2 separate regions of the Homo sapiens genome follow, and region 2 is linked to region 1. A link is an interaction called in ENCODE POLR2A ChIA-PET data of the cell type or tissue named here. Cell type or tissue: Caco-2. All regions are shown on one strand. Links, peaks and the distances in the headings refer to the core of each region. The heading gives the core; the rest is flanking DNA.

Region 1 (10,713 bases), core at 2,731-7,730:
GTGAAACCCTGTCTCTATCAAAAATTGGCTGGGCTTTGGGGTGGGTGCCTGTAATCCCAAGTACTTGAGAGGCTGAGGCAGGAGAATTGCTTGAACCCGGCAGGCAGAGGTTGTGGTGAGCCAAGATCGTACCACTGCACTCCAGCCTAGGCAACAGAGCAAGACTCCATCTCAAATATATATATTTGAGATATATATATAAAATGATATATATATTTGAGATGTATATATAAAATGATATATATATTTGAGATGTATATATAAAATGATATATATATTTGAGATGTATATATAAAATGATATATATATTTGATTATATATAAAATGATATATATATTTGATATATATCAAACATATATACACACATATATGTATATATTGCTCCTGAATAAGTAACACTTTTATTTGCTGAGCACCTATTATGTGCCATGCCCTTTACATACACCCTGAACCTCACAACAATAATGAAGAAAGTACTATTATTCCCCACTTTATAGTTTTTTTTTTTTTCAGAGGTGGGGGTGGTTGGGAAGAAAAAGTTTCGCTATGTTGCTGAGGCTGGACTGGAACTCCTGGACTCAAGTGATCCTCCCTCCTCAGTTTCCCAAGTAGCTGAGACTACAGGCATGAGCCACCTGACTCAGCCCCACTCTAGAGATTTGTAAACAGGAACATAGAAATGATGGGAACTCAAATTCCAGTCTGATTTCAAAACTACTGCTTTTTCCTCTGTAGCCTTGCTTGCTGACTTTCATAAAACCATAGAAAAAATACGAAAAGGGAAAGCTTATTTAAATTTATTTTAGTCCCATTGTCTATTATATTTGAAGCATGTGGTATTATCTCTTTTAAGACTCAAGCCCTACATAGGGATCAACTTGCAAGTCTGGGAAATGGCCACTTTGTCAGGTGCCAAATATTCTCTACGTGCTAGTGTTCTCAGAAAATGACATTGACCTTTATTACTCAGTCACTTCTCCCTTTAATCCTTCCTCAATCTCTTGCAACTCGATTCGTGGGAGGAGTTTTAGAACCGCGGTGGTGGTGGAGGTGGTTGTGTTTGGGGGGGGCGTATTTTGTAGCTGTGCGCCTAGTTCGGTCTGATGAGATCATTTGAGCGTAAAGGTCAGGAAAGGAGATCTGTTAACCTTGGCCCTGGACCCACTGGTGAATGTTCAGGGTTATGCTCCTCCAGCGCATGGCATGCTAAGCCAGGCACAAGGCTCTATCCAGGACAACCCACCTTTCCTCAAGCCAAAAGGAAAAAATCAAAGGCAGCAAAAAAGATCAAAAAGCAAGTGTCCAAAACCAGAGAGAGCAACTCGCCCTCCCTCGCGACACCCGATGAGACAAAGACCATGAAGTAAAGGTGTCATGCAGCCCTCAGATTAATGTACACTATGCAGAAATGGTCAGAGTCCTCCTTTCCCCCATAATAGGATGCCCAGGAAGCCTCACAATGAATGCTTCAGTCAACAAGATAGCACGAACTCAGCCTGGCTGGCGGTGCATTGTTTATCGGCTACCTAGGGCTTTGGATTATGAAAAGATGTCTGAAAGACACTTTGTTATCTCATTGTACTTCTGCAAGTCACCACTCAGTTCCATGAGCAGCATTGCTCCTCTTAGAACTCCTGACTTTTGATTTGAGGATGTGATTGTTCGTTAGACTGATAATAGTAGGCTTAAAACCCAAGGGTAGAAAGCCAGGCCTGTGGTTGCCTGCAAAATGGAGGTGCAGCTGGGGCTTCTGACAGGCCCTGGTGAATTCCAGGCAGCTTGCCAGGTGGCATGGCTGTCAGTGATCCATGAGGTCGCCAAGGTATGAATCAACGTTGGCAGCATCCATGGTTGCATCCATAATATAGATGGTTCATGTAGCATGTCACAGGCCAATGAGAAAGTGACTTGTCTTGGAGGTTTTTTTCTTTTTTTTTTTTTAATCCCAGTAGCAGAGAAAGTGATCATCCAAGAAACGGAGAGTATGAAACAGCCCTATCCAGGTGGGATCCTCCTGTGGCTCTGAAATGTGGCCACGGAGCAACTTATATGCTGGCCACTGTGTCCCAAATTATCCAGAAACTCTGATCTCCTTCTGGGCCATAGATATCTAAGTCCATTTTCCTGCTCTACTTTCTCAGTAACAACTCACAGACAAAGTAAAGATTAGAAGAGACCCTAGAGATTATCTTGTCTGATACCAACATTTTACAGATGGAGAAACTGACCAGCAAGAGGATGTGAATTTTCCAAGGTCACAGAGCACGCCATGAGAAGACAAGATGGAAGTCATCTCTCCTGGTTCCCAGTGCTTTCCTTACTACTCCTCACTCAGAAACAAAGGCCCCCAAATTTTCTAATCCTGCCAAAGAAACACGTATATAAGAAAATGTAACTTAAAGTGAAAAGATGTTCTAGAATGCTAATGACAATAGCTGATGACTACTGACTTGAATATAGAGATAGCTTGACACTAACAAAATCAAGTGCTATGAGTGAATGAATACGATGATAATAGACAAGTCTACATAATATATTTTTCATGAGCAAATGAGAGGATATGAAATATATATTATGGATGATGGTGTTAACATCACATTTATTTACTTTGCAGCAATCTGATTCTCTGAGCATTATAGTTTCTCTACAACCAAAATGGCTATGATTCTCTGAATCTTGAAGTTGGTCCCAAACTTCCACAAATGCAGCTAAGGGTCTGTCCCCGCCCTCACTGCCACACACTCCACACCCACACCCATTGAAAGATGACTTCAAAAGAGAGGTCTGGGCCAGGTGTGGTGGCTCACACCTGTAACCTCAGCACTTTGGGAGGCTGAGGCGTGCAGATCGCTTGAGCCTAGGAGTTTGATACCAGCCTGGGGAATATGGGAAAACTTCGTCTCTACAAAAAATACAAGAATTAGCCAGGAGCTAAGGTAGCCTCCTTACCTGGAGGATCACTTGAGCCCAGGAGGCAGAGGTTGCCGTGAGCTGAAATCGTGCCACTGTACCCCAGCCTTGGCAACAAAGCAAGACCTGTCAAAAAATAAATAAATAATAAATAAAACAGGTCCGTATTTTTAACAAACTGGTGAACCAGTAAAGAACCCTGTCCCCACCGCCCCTCATCGTGTGCTGTCATCTGATTCTTAGCTTGTTCCCATTATGCTGTGGTATCCTTCCCAAAGCACCTCCCCTCCCTCCCTGCCATAACTGTATTCACACATTCAAGTCGGCCAGCGTTTTTAGAGCCCTGAATACAGCACAGCCCAGGGCTGAACGCCAGAGAATTCCTCGGGGATCCCACACACCCTTCAACTCAGGGAGAAGCAGGGGTCACCCCCCATTCTTTCAGTGAAGGCCTGCCTGCGTCCTCTGCCAATGGTGGCAGCAGCTCCCTGCGAGGGCGTCCCTCTCTCTACGTCTCGCACTGAGGAAGGCAAAGTTAGACTGACAACAACACTAACAAAGATTAATTCCTGTGTCTGATGAGAGTTAATTTCTCTGATTAGAGGACTCTCAAAAATGTGCAGTGACTAAATCTTGACTGGAAATTTTCAAGTGGCAGAACGGCCGGGCAAAGAGCCCCAGTCACACACCAGTGACTTAGAGGGCCTCCGTGAGACCAGGCAGTGTATGAGTAAGACAGGTATGTGAGATAAACCCACGAGGGCAGGCCGCTCTGGCCAGCTAGGTCTTTATGCATTTATCCATTTCATTCCACTTATTATTTGTTGTGTATTTTCCTTTACAGAGCTTCTTGTAAGATCTGGTCTGAAACCAGACCAGAAAGTATTCAGAAAAATAGGAGGATAGGTGGGGAAGCCCCATCCACCTGGAGAAACATTATCTGTTCTGACGGAAATTGGCAACTAACAGCTAGCTGTCGTGCTGGTCCATCCACCCATCCTCCAGAAGTGTGCTTAGGGTCATGGAAGAGGAAGAAGATGATGGAAAGTGGAGATGAACGACTTCTAGACTGCTTTCTGACGAAGGGCATGTGCACGCCTGTAGAACAGGTAGAAAAGGCCATCTGTCTAGAGTCAGTGAATATTCAGAATGACACTCCTCATGGGCTTTGTGGTCAGAGGGAAAACTGGAGGTGGCTGGGAAGAAAGACTGCGAGCCTGGAAGGCAGACTGACTTGAACTGGAACTCTGGCTCTATCATTCATATGTTTGTGGACCTGCAAAAGGCACATACTTATGAGAGACGCCATTACATCACCTAGAAAGTGAAAATCCTTCCCATCTACGTAGATTTCTCCGCATATAGAACTTGCAAAAGAGCCTGGCAACCAGGGGTCCTCCTTCCCCCGTGCCATTCCTCACCTTTGGGGCCTAACAAGAAAAAGTTCCTCTGGCTTCTCTCTGGGGAGACATGGAAGGCTCTGAAGTCTCCTACTTGTAGAAAATTCAGCAGGTGGGGGACAGAGGGAGGAGCTACTTTTCCTTTTCTCTCACATCAGCCTTTCCTTTCATTTCCCAACCCGCTGTTTGTCCTACCTGTCGGTCATCCATCTCATAAATGTATATTAAGCACTCACCAAGGGCCTGGAGCTGTCCATAATGTGGTGCTCCAGGTCCTTTTAGTAGCTGACCCCCCTCCAAACTCGTTTATCAATTCCATCAACGTTTATTGGGAGTCTATTTTGTGCCAGGCACCAAGCTACATCCCAAGGATAGGGAGACAGGGTTCCTCTCCTATGGCGTCCACAGTGTGTCGATGAAAAAGAAGCTAGCTTTGGTCAGAGGCAGTTTGTTCCTTGGGGTCCAGGATATGAGTGCCCAGCGCTCCCCTCCTAAACTGGGCTAGTCCAGATGTAAAGCTGCAGTCAGCACACTGCTAATGGGGCTTTGAAAGTCTCTGCTTTATTAGGGCAGCCAGGAAAGCCGATTTCAGCTGCAAATGCCTTCATTGCCTCCCCAGCAGAAATGGCTAATACCTGCTTTCTGGGACGTGCTCATCAAAAGGAGACTCTCAAAGCCCCATTAGCAGTGTGCTGACGCTGGCTGTATATCCTGAAAGGGCAAAGTCCAGCCGAGTGAAAGGAATCCAGCCTATTTGTCAACACTAGAATGAATCAGAGCTCCCCCGGCTCCACCTTCCCAGCCCACCACCCCCTCTTACTTCCTCCCTCTTACCTGGTCCACAGGGCCAGAATTACAATTTCTCAGCAGGGGGCTCTGCAGTCCTGTAACCCACACACTCCCCCTCCTTCCTCTGGCTCACCATCTCCTCTTCCTGCCATTCTCAATTTATCCCACAAGCCTGCAGATGCCTAAACAAGCATAGAACTGTGTGCCCAGGACTTTCCACTCTGCCCTCACCTGAACCCCACCACGAGAATCTTGGGCCATCACCATTGCCTTAAGTGGTCACCCAGGCTCCTAGAATCTGGGGAAGGGGCTAGCCCAACTACTACCCAACAGAGGAATTTCTCCCACAACATATGGGCATTTGGTCTCCTCGGAGTGAAGATGGTTATTACCATAGAGCCTTGGAAACAGACCCACCTGGGGGCCCAGCCCAGCGCACAAGCTGTGGGACCCTGCTAGTGCATATTAGGCTGAAAGAAAGATGCTGTGAACCCCAAGAAGATTATCTCCCTTGAGATTTTTACCAGACAGCTGCCCCCCATCCCAGCCCTCATATAACCTCATCTCAACTTCTGCAATCATCCAGTCTCATGTTTAAAAGATGTCCAGTACCAAGAAATACTGGCCTCATCTTCTCCTTGGGGGCCCCCCAAGAAAAAAGGACAGGACAGGAAATGAGATTCTCTCAATTTTGTTTACTGTCTCATTATTAATAGACAAGCAGGGTGAAGTGGACCTCGAAGGAACAGGAGTCATTAGAGAGTCTCATAACAAAAATAATATTTTGACCACACTGAGAACATCCTGCTATGCTGTAGGCATGTGTTAGCCTCTGGATATACAAGGCTGAATAACAAACTTGACCCCTTACATTGAGGACTCATGGCTTAGGGGTGAAGACAGACACAAATAAAAATTATATGTGGTCTGACACTTGCTTTCTTAGCCATCTGAACAAACAGCTTTGTTTTATTCCTCATCTTACTTGTGTTGGCCATTGTTGACCACTACCTCTTTCTTGAAATTCTCTAGTTATTGAGCTTCTGGTTTCACTTTCTCTTGGGTCATCTTTACTTCTGAGACCACTCCTCAGTCTCCTTCATTGCATCTCCTTCTCTGCTTGCCCCTTAAATATTGGTATCCCCTAAAGAATCCATTTCTTCCTTCTTTGCCACTCAATTTGCAGCCTACATTCTCTCTGCAAAATATCTTTTGCTCCTAAATACAGACGGCTCCCAAATCCATATCTCCTACCTGGACTTTTTCTGAATGACATCTCCAGAACATATATTTGTTGGAAAAACATTTCTTTGGTATACCATGTACCAATAACAGTCTATGTGCTTTATAAGTATTGACCCTAATTTACTCTTTTTTTTTCTTTTTTTCTTTTTTTTTTTGAGGTGGAGTCTTGCTCTGTCACCCAGGCTGGAGTACAGTGGCGCAATTTCTGCTCACTGCAAGCTCCACCTCCTGGGTTCTCACCATTTTCCTGCCTCAGTCTCCCAAGTAGCTGGGACTACAGGCGCCTGCCACCACATCTGGCTAATATTTTGTATTTTTAGTAGAGGCGGGGTTTCACCGTGTTAGCCAGGGTGGTCTCGATCTCCTGACCTTGTGATCTACCCTCCACAGCTTCCCAAAGTGCTGGGATTACAAGCGTGAGCCACCGCGTCCAGCCCTCATTTACTCGTAACAACATAACAACTCCATGAGGTGGGTGCCATTATTATCCTCATCTTAAAATCAGGAAATGGGGGCATAGAGGGATTACCTAACATAAGATCACACAGCTTATGAACAGCAGGGGTGAGTTCCAAACATGCGTGGTCTGCCTCTAGAGGCTACCATGCCACACTACCTCTCCATTTCTACAAATTACAGGAATATGAAACCTATTTTGGCAAATACGAACTTGCTTACACATTCTCCTCCAGTCTCCTCTTCCATCTATATAACTCAACTTTCCACTTTGGTTAATAGCATCCTCATCAACTCAGTCTCAAAGAAAGAAAACACCTAGTACATAAAAAATGTTCAGTGAAGGCTTCTGAATTGAGTTGAACTGTCCTAAATGGAATTGAATTGAAGTATGGAACTCAGGATGGGAATTTCCATTGGAGAACTGGGGAAGACTTTAGAGAAGAGTTGACATGTGAGATGAGAAGGGTGTATACAGAACCTTGCATTTTAGCATTGTGAGGGGATAAGAGATCAGGCAGTTCAATATTCTCATGTCACAAATGGTAAATCTCAGGTAGGTGAGAGGAACCTGGGATGCAAACAAGTCTAGAGCCCAGTGTGGGAGGAGCACTAGCTCCTTACTACTCAAGGCTGGTCTACAGACTGGTGGGACCAGTGGTATTGGCAGTACGTGGAAGCTTGCTCTGAGGTTCTCCCATAGGCCTACTGAATCAGAAACTGCATGTTAATGAGATCTCCAGATAATTTTTCTTCACATTAAAGTTTGAGAACTATTGGTCCAAGACAGTTTTTATAATGGGCAATGGGATCATATTATTTAGCCAAACTTCATAGAATCCTAATGATTTTATTTCCTCTGGAACACCTCTAAATTTTTGGAAATATACCTCTCCCCTCACCTGCACCCCATGGAGATTAAAATCAATAAATATGATTGCATGCATGCATTCTTTACTGTGTAGAAAAGGCTTTATCCTGAACAGCTCAAAGGAGACACAGCTATTAATGATGTTGGTAAATGTTCAGCAGTTGATTTTGGTGGGAAGTGGGAGAGAAAGAAAGAGGATGGTTTCATCTGTGGTGTTAACCCAACCCCAAGCATTTATGGTTGGTTGATGAGGACACTGGGCCTGCTACAAGTTAGTCATAGGCACAAGGAAGGGAGTGAAAAAAGAAATTGTTGGAACAAACTGATCTGATTAACATGGTCCAAGTGGGTGTTGGTTAAAATCCTAGAATCTGGAACTACTGGGATGATCTAGGCCTCAGAGTACGAATGAGACCTAGATGAAAATTAGAGGTGATAGAAACTTGGCCAGTGCACTAAGTACAAAGGAAGCCAAGATCTTGAGGCTTGGGCTGGCATTGAGAATGGATGCTGTTTGGATGGAAGGCATAACAGGCTGAGTAGGACCAATGATGGATGGTGGCAAACAAGGTCAGGAATCAAGGGAAAGTGGAAAAGCATGGGCTCCGTGTAAGTAAGAAGGAAATAGTTAATTAGAATAAAACTAGCTTTAGCCACAGCTGCTGTGGCTGAGGGCCATTTGCTGGTTGGACTCAGGATGCAACCATACAGGAAAGAGCTACTAATGGAAGGGGGAAGTCTTCCAGGCAGCTCTTCACCCAAAAGTTACTCTTTTCCTGTTTAAACCCATGGAAGATGATAAAACCCCTTCTACAACAGCTGGGAAAGACATTCACAGACATCCACAGACATTTTGTAGAGGGATTTTATTGCAGAAGGCATTCACAGAACAGGTTTACATTGGAAGAGAATTGTACCTCGTGAAATTCCTGCATTCGCATGAATATGTGTGATAGCAAATGGCCGAAATATCTAAAGTAGAAGAAACACAGGGAGACATCTGTATACTCTAGAGTGAACAGTTGGAGGCAGACTACGGTTCTGCAGTTGGCCTATCAGCTCTACTGCAAGGAAGTGACGGGTCCAAATTAACAGTGGCAGGAGCTGCAGAAGAAGACTTGTTGTCAGTGCTGATGCAGCAGGACAAGAAGAGGGTTCAGAGCATATCAGACCAAACTGGCTAGGGGGACAGGACCCAACCAGAGTTCTGCGGGTCTCCTAGATGCAGCAGTTAACTATAAATAAACCATATTGTTCATTCCAGGAAGTCAGGTAAGTCTTGAAGTAATCCACCTTGTTGCTGTCCCTGTAGAGTTTAGAGTCAAGAATCCACTCAAGTATTAACAAGCAGATGGGTATGATCTCAGAGACAGAAGATCAAGGAGGCAGCACCCTTAGACACGGTGCCTAACTGGCCTGTCCCTTTCCTTCTCTTCCTCTCCTGCTCTCATCTCTAACCTCCTTTCTTTTCTTTTCTTTTTTTCTTCAATTTTCTCCTTTTCCTTGGCCTTCTTCTGACTCTTCTGGCTATAAAATGAAACAAAGTTTGTATTTTATTGTTTATTACAAAGAATTTTATGTTTCCTGGTTTGGGTTTAGAAAATGCCCTAGTGGAATAGCTTTATTTATTTATACATTTAAATAGACTAAATTAACCGGATTTTATGTTTTATGTGCCTACCCACACTGCCTTTGCCCTAAGAGATGGCACTTTCAATGCCAAAATGGCATCCACCCAGGTCTGTTACTAACATAGCATTTGCAAAGGCTGTTTACAGAGAAATAGTGTTGTAGATGCCTTCTGAGCTTGCCTAGTAAACCCAGCCCTTCAGAGGGTAACACAAAACCTCTTATCTAACACAATGGACTGGGGACAAAGCCAGGACACAAAGACAGACAGTCATGTAGTGATTCGACTCTGTCCACTGATTCTGGGGACATCTCTGTTTGAAGGTCACAAAATTCTTACCTGCTCACCTCTTAAATCATCTGCTTCTGTCTGCAGGTGGTGACAGAGACTCCAGAAAACTAAAATAGTCATCTTTCAAGGTTAACAAGGAGCTGCTTAGAAGCCTCAGCATGACTGCCAATAGCCAATTCACAGGGAGCTGTCACTGCTCCCCCGAGGAAGGGTTTCAGTTAATGAAGAGATGGGGCTGGGGTGGCTTCCTATGAAGAACCAGCTGTTTGGCTTCCTGTGTTGGAGCCCTATGCTGAAGGCAAAGGGAGTGGGCTGTTGCCATTCCCCCAAGCAGAACAGACCAGAATGGTCCCTGTGAGGTGTCTGCAACCAGGGAAAACTTGCTACAATCTGAGGCTCATTCAGTGAAATCCATTGTCCTCTCCCATGAGAGGGGTTCTCAATTAAATTTCTCCTGAGGTCCTTTTTCTCCCCTAGTGATCCATTTCTTGCAAGGTTTTTTTAATCTCTCGGATACTGCAAGGTTGAATCAAATAAATACTGTAATTCTAGTTTAGGTTCCGATTTATGCAATGCCCTTTACTGAACATAATACTCAGTTTTCTTATTTGTAAAATGAGGGAGTAGGCAAATACAAAAGGGCAGCACATTAACTCAGTCCTACAAGAATACTGTCAGGATTTTTTTTTTTATGAGAGTTAACAGACTAATGAAAAATAAAAGGGTTTTACTCCAGATTCTCCCACAGCCTTTCCCCCTTCAAGATGAGTGCAAGAAGAAGAGAAGAGATCACTACCTGCGGCAGGTGACATAATGCTAATAAACAGCAGAGAGAGAACAGAACTTTGCAACTCCTTTTACTTCTACCTTGTCTACCAAGAAGACTAATCTTCAATCTTGGAAGAGTAGAACAAACTCAGGAATAGACTGAAGCTCATGATGGGTGGAGAGATAATCAAAGAATATCTGTAAATGAGTTCATGTCTTAAAGCCTAGACAAATTGCATCCCAGAAAGGTAAAACTGGGGAACTATAATCTGTAATCTTGGAGAAATAGTGAAAAAGACAAGGTATCCAGTAACTGGAGATATGCACATTTGTCCCCATTTTTGAAGAGAGGT
Region 2 (5,000 bases), core at 1-5,000, 59 kb after region 1:
CATTCCTTATTTGTGTTTTCTTTCTCCCATGGTGAAAACTCTGTTTCCCAGTGATAGCAACGTCTTTTTAGTACAAAATAGTTTTGGAATTACTCCACCAAGACCATTGTAGACAACAAATCTACCAAGTAGAGCGCAGGATTTTTTGCCACTCTTTTTGTCTTTAAAATAGATCCCACTGAGGGTAGATGAGTATCATGTTCACAAATTTACAGATTAGTTTTTTTGTGTGTGTGTTATGTATCAATAGGTATACAGTTAGGATCATTTATTTCTGTTTATATTTTGTTTTAATTTCTTTCCTATCATTGTTGATTTATAATTTGAACATATAACTCATTAACGTGGCTCAAAATCAAAACTGTCCATTCTCATTTCGTTCCCTATGTTTTTTGTACCATTCCCACCCAACTTCCTATAGTTGCCAATTTCATACATTTCTTGTATATCCTTTCAATTTTTCCTTTTGAAAATATAATGAGTAGTGTTCTATTCTCTTAAACTTTCACACAGCCTTTGTTAATATCTGCCTATAATATGTATTATTTGACAAATCCTAGGTTCTCGTATTTGTTATGATGACCTTCCTCCTCATTTGGCTGTATTTTACTTTAGAAGCCTTTTGTTTTTATTTATTTAATTATTTATTTTTATTTTACTTTAAGTTCTAGGGTACATGTGCACAACGTGCAGGTTTGTTACATAGGTATACATGTGCCATATTGGTTTGCTGCATCCATTAACTCGTCATTTACATTAGGTATTTCTCCTAATGCTATCCCTCCCCCTGCCCCTCACCCCATTACAGGTGTATGATGTTCCCTGCCCTGTGTCCAAGTGTTCTCATTGTTCAATTCCCACCTATGAGTGAGAACATGCAGTGTTTGGTTTTCTGTCTTTGTGATAGGTTGCTCCAAATGATGGTTTCCAGCTTCATCCATGTCCCTGCAAAGGACATGATCTCATCCTTTTTTATGGATGCATGGTATCGCATGGTATATATGTGCCACATTTTCTTAATCCAGTCTACCATTGATAGACATTTGGGTTGGTTCCAAGTTTTATTCCAAGTTTGGGTTGGTTCCAAGTTACTATTTTCACTTTTCTCCCATTTCTTCCTTCCAAGTTCATAGTTTTACTTGGATAGTGGAAGGAATTCATTTTTTATTTTCTTTTTTTTTTGAGATGGAGTCTTGCTCTGTTGCCCAGGCTGGAGTACAGTGGTGCAATCTTGGCTCACTGCAGGCTCCCCGCCGCCAGGTTCATGCCATTCTCCTGCCTCAGCCTCCCGAGTAGGTGGGACTGCAGGCACCCACCACCTTGCCAGGCTAATTTTTTGTATTTTTAGTAGAGATGGGGTTTCACCGTGTTAGCCAGGATGGTCTCGATCTCCTGACCTGATGATCTGCCCACCTCGGCCTCTCAAAGTGCTGGGATTACAGGCATGAGCCACTGCGCCCGGCCTTTTTTTTCTTTTAATTCATCAAGTTACTTGCAAGAAAATAAGGATTGCCCTTTTCATACAATATAACGTGTCTCTGATATTTAATAACCATGCCTTACCTTGCTTCTGATCGGCTGTCTTTTTTTAACCCTTCTCCTTATCCAATAAGTTGGCAAATAAATGCCTCAAACCCCAATTCTTCCAACTTTTTTTTTTAATTGCAGTATAATTTACTTTTAAGTGCACAACCAAGATGTCTTTTGCATTTAAACCTCAGACTATGTTCTAAAAGTGCCTCTTGGACATCTCAGTCCGGATGTTCCAGTTATCTCAAATAATATGAATGACAAAACAGCAGTTATATTTAGTGTCTGTATTCATGATCTCATTTAATCCTCACTGTCACCCTATAGTTACCACTGTTGCCCCATTTTACAGAAGAGGAAGAGGAGAGGACAGTAATAGGTCCCTTGTCCAAGAAACACAAATGGTAAGTATCAGAACCAGGATCTGAACTATATCTATGTTCAAAACCCACAGTTTTAAACACTTAACTGCATTTTCCTAAAATTCAAGACGTCTAAAACTGAACTTCACATCTGTTCTGGCCGGGCATGGTGGCTCTCGCCTGTAATCCCAGCACTTTGGGAGGCCCAGGTGGGCGGATCACAAGGTCAGGAGTTCGAGATCGGCCTGGCCAATATGGTGAAACCCTGTCTCTACTGAAAAATACAAAAATTAGCCGGGCGTGGTGGTAGGCGCCTGTAGTCCCAGCTACTCGGGTGGCTGAGGCAGGCGAATTGCTTGAACTTGGGAGGCGGAGCTTGCAGTGAGCTGAGATCGCACCCCTGCATTCCAGCCTGGGCGACAGAGCAAGACTCTGTCTCAAAAAAAAAAAAAAAAAAAAAAAATCTGTTCTTCCCACATCTCCCTCTATTCCATGTTTCCTATTCTGATGAAGGGTACCACCATCCATCCAATGAGTTAAATAAACCTGGGAGTCCTCATAGAGAATTCCCTCCTTTGTTATCATCTCCCCCTATATTAGCTATAGGTCCTGCCTGTCTTCATTTTACAGACGAGGAAAGTAGACTTACAATGGTATAACAGCCCCTTAATTGTTTCATTTACTGCTAGCCTCATTCCTTGTAATGCATCCTTAACACTGATTCTAGAGGAATCTTCCTAAAATACACCTTAGATGTCACTTTCTTGCTCAAAACTTTAAATGTTTTTCTTGGCACCCTAAAGGTGAGGCTTACCCTCTTTCAGTGTGTCCTGCAGTGTCCTTCATGCTTGGCCTCGCCGGCTCTCCACACCATTGTTTTTGCTTTAGGACTACCAGAGTAAATGTGTCCTGGATGCACCATGCTCTCCCATGCCTCTCTGCTTTTTATATGCTACCTCCTCTACCTTAAGCACCTTAATGTATATGGCTAGTTCCTACATCTCTCTCAAGATTCACCTCAAGCACTGCATTCTGAAAGGAAACTTCCATGATTACTCAGGCTGGTTAGGTATCTTTTCTTTGAACCCTTCTTCTGTACTTCCCTAAGGGCTACTCCTAACTTATCTTCCTCCTTCCTATCAAACAGACTTCTCTGAATGGCCTGAGTCTCTTCTATATGCCCGCTACACATTTCGTCCAACTTGTTTCCACCAATAGACATGTCCTATCCTCATACCTTCCACGTAGGCATATTTAAATCCCATGTATATGTAAAGACCGAAGTCCAGTGTTTTTAAGTCTTACATAATTTCTCAGCTTGAATATGTTTTCCTTTCAACTTCTGTCACAACTTCTCTAACCATTTCATGACATTTAACATTTTTTACACAATTTGATTTCTAATATGTATATATCCTATCCTTTTCATTTCTTATAAATACTGGTTGTTGGGATACAGAATATGCCAAGGCCTTAGTGTCTATGAATTTAATTTAGTGGTGGTCTTATTATCAGCTTTTTTAGGGCTATAATTCTTAGTTGAAGTTGTTTGTTCTCCCATAATGAATGAAGAGCTATCAACGTGCCTGACTTTTGTATCTTGAAGGAATGACTTCTAGTGTGTTTGTTCATACTTGGTTGTTGGGCAATCATTAAAGAGATTTAGTCTAGCAGTCCAGATAAGAGAATCTCTTTCCATTTATTTAATCACTTCACAGTCCTGGGATACCTAGACTTTGAGTCATTGCTGAGGCTATATCGTCACTTTAGAGTTGAAGCAACAAACCAAGAAACTTATCTCTGAGGTCATCTGTTCCTCTTCACCTCAGCTTTCATGAGAGGCTTGTCTTAAAACTGAGATATATATATTCTTAGAAGAGGCATGGTGAACATACGGAAATTTAAACCTCAGGGTAACAGTTTTCCTTGTACAGTAATAAAGATGTATCTGGAGTCAGTGGCTACAGGATCAAAAAATAGATCACAGTAATCGGATCAAACCTGAGAAATGGCTTTTTGCTGTGTTTAAAAAAATGACATGGGTAAGGCAGTCTGTTTTGTGGCGATGCTTCCACTATTTGTGTGACTATACAGTCTGTGAAATAGGACTGGCAAAGTTAAGCTTATAAAGTTAATTGCCTACAACTGATCTAGCTTTAAACAGAAAGTAGGTTTCCTTTTGGTCTTGTGTAGAAGAGGGGAGAGATTTCATGTGTAGGCAGAGAGAGTATGTGTTTGCTAACATTACCTTTTAATTTAGGAGAAGTTTGGAGTTTGTTCTTTCCTGTGAATATAGAGGTGGAACCACTCTAACCAGAGTTTATTGCTGTAATATTTTTTAAATGCGTTTGTAACACTGATGTATCTGTGACCTTGTGAAGGAGTTTTTGAGAGGAGGGGGTGGCAAGCCCTTTTTCTCACTGTCATAAGTGATGCCTACTCAATAACTCTAACTTCCTGACATTATTGGGAGGGGGAGGAGGGCCTCTCATAACTTGTTTTTGTATGACTTAGTTCTAAAGTGTTCCCTTCATAGTCACATCCATCCATTTAGACTTCCCTTTTCCCTGCCTAAGGCTTGCATCCAGCCTAGTCTGTGTTTGGTACTTTAAATGCTTTGAATTATGGAGAATCTTAGTATTTTATTGATGCTTGCCTTGTAGCTACATAGCTCTATATTGTCTTAGGTTACACAGCTTGCATTTCTTAGGCATTGTGAGTGGATTATTGCAATTAGTTGAAGTTTTGAGAGGAATGCTATGTCTTCCTTGATTTCTACCAAGTGCCATATTCTTTTTCTTGGTAGATTTTTTTTTTTTCCAGGGATTGCCTTTTAAAGGACCTTTTAAGTTAGAGGCATTAACCTTTCTTTCCATCATAACTCTCAGCAGATATATCTTTTTCAGCATGACCTACTGTCAAGTAAATAATGATTTGATGGCAATGTTCAAGAAAAATTGTATCTTTGAAATACAAATTTTTGTCAGTGTCTTAATGTATAGTATATGATTGGTATTATCCAAGAAGAAGAAAAGATGAATCAATTTCTTCTAGAATTAGGTGGCTAATGCTTCAAGCATCCTATTTAAAAACAATTACATGTAGGCC

Evidence for each region. ChIA-PET counts read pairs that join two places held together with the same protein. Peaks named below come from ENCODE experiments on the same cell type or tissue, not always from the same donor. Only the 100,000 strongest peaks of a DNase experiment are listed, where the experiment ranks them.
Region 2: POLR2A ChIA-PET joins it to region 1 with 8 read pairs; 3 of 35 experiments call an interaction of 5 or more read pairs at or near these places.

What each region holds. Positions count from the first base shown.
Region 1 is chr11:115,543,420-115,554,132 of GRCh38, reverse strand. No RefSeq gene overlaps it. Among named protein-coding and RNA genes, the nearest start is that of CADM1, 44 kb to the right of the region's middle. In Caco-2, for the core only: CTCF peaks have their summits at 5,254 and 6,932; a DNase peak (open chromatin) is centred at 5,082.
Region 2 is chr11:115,487,748-115,492,747 of GRCh38, reverse strand. The region is part of intron 1 of CADM1 (cell adhesion molecule 1); the gene reads left to right. Among named protein-coding and RNA genes, the nearest start is that of CADM1, 14 kb to the left of the region's middle. In Caco-2, for the core only: no CTCF peak of the experiment used is centred there; DNase peaks (open chromatin) are centred at 2,228, 3,077 and 3,647; H3K4me3 peaks cover 209 bases.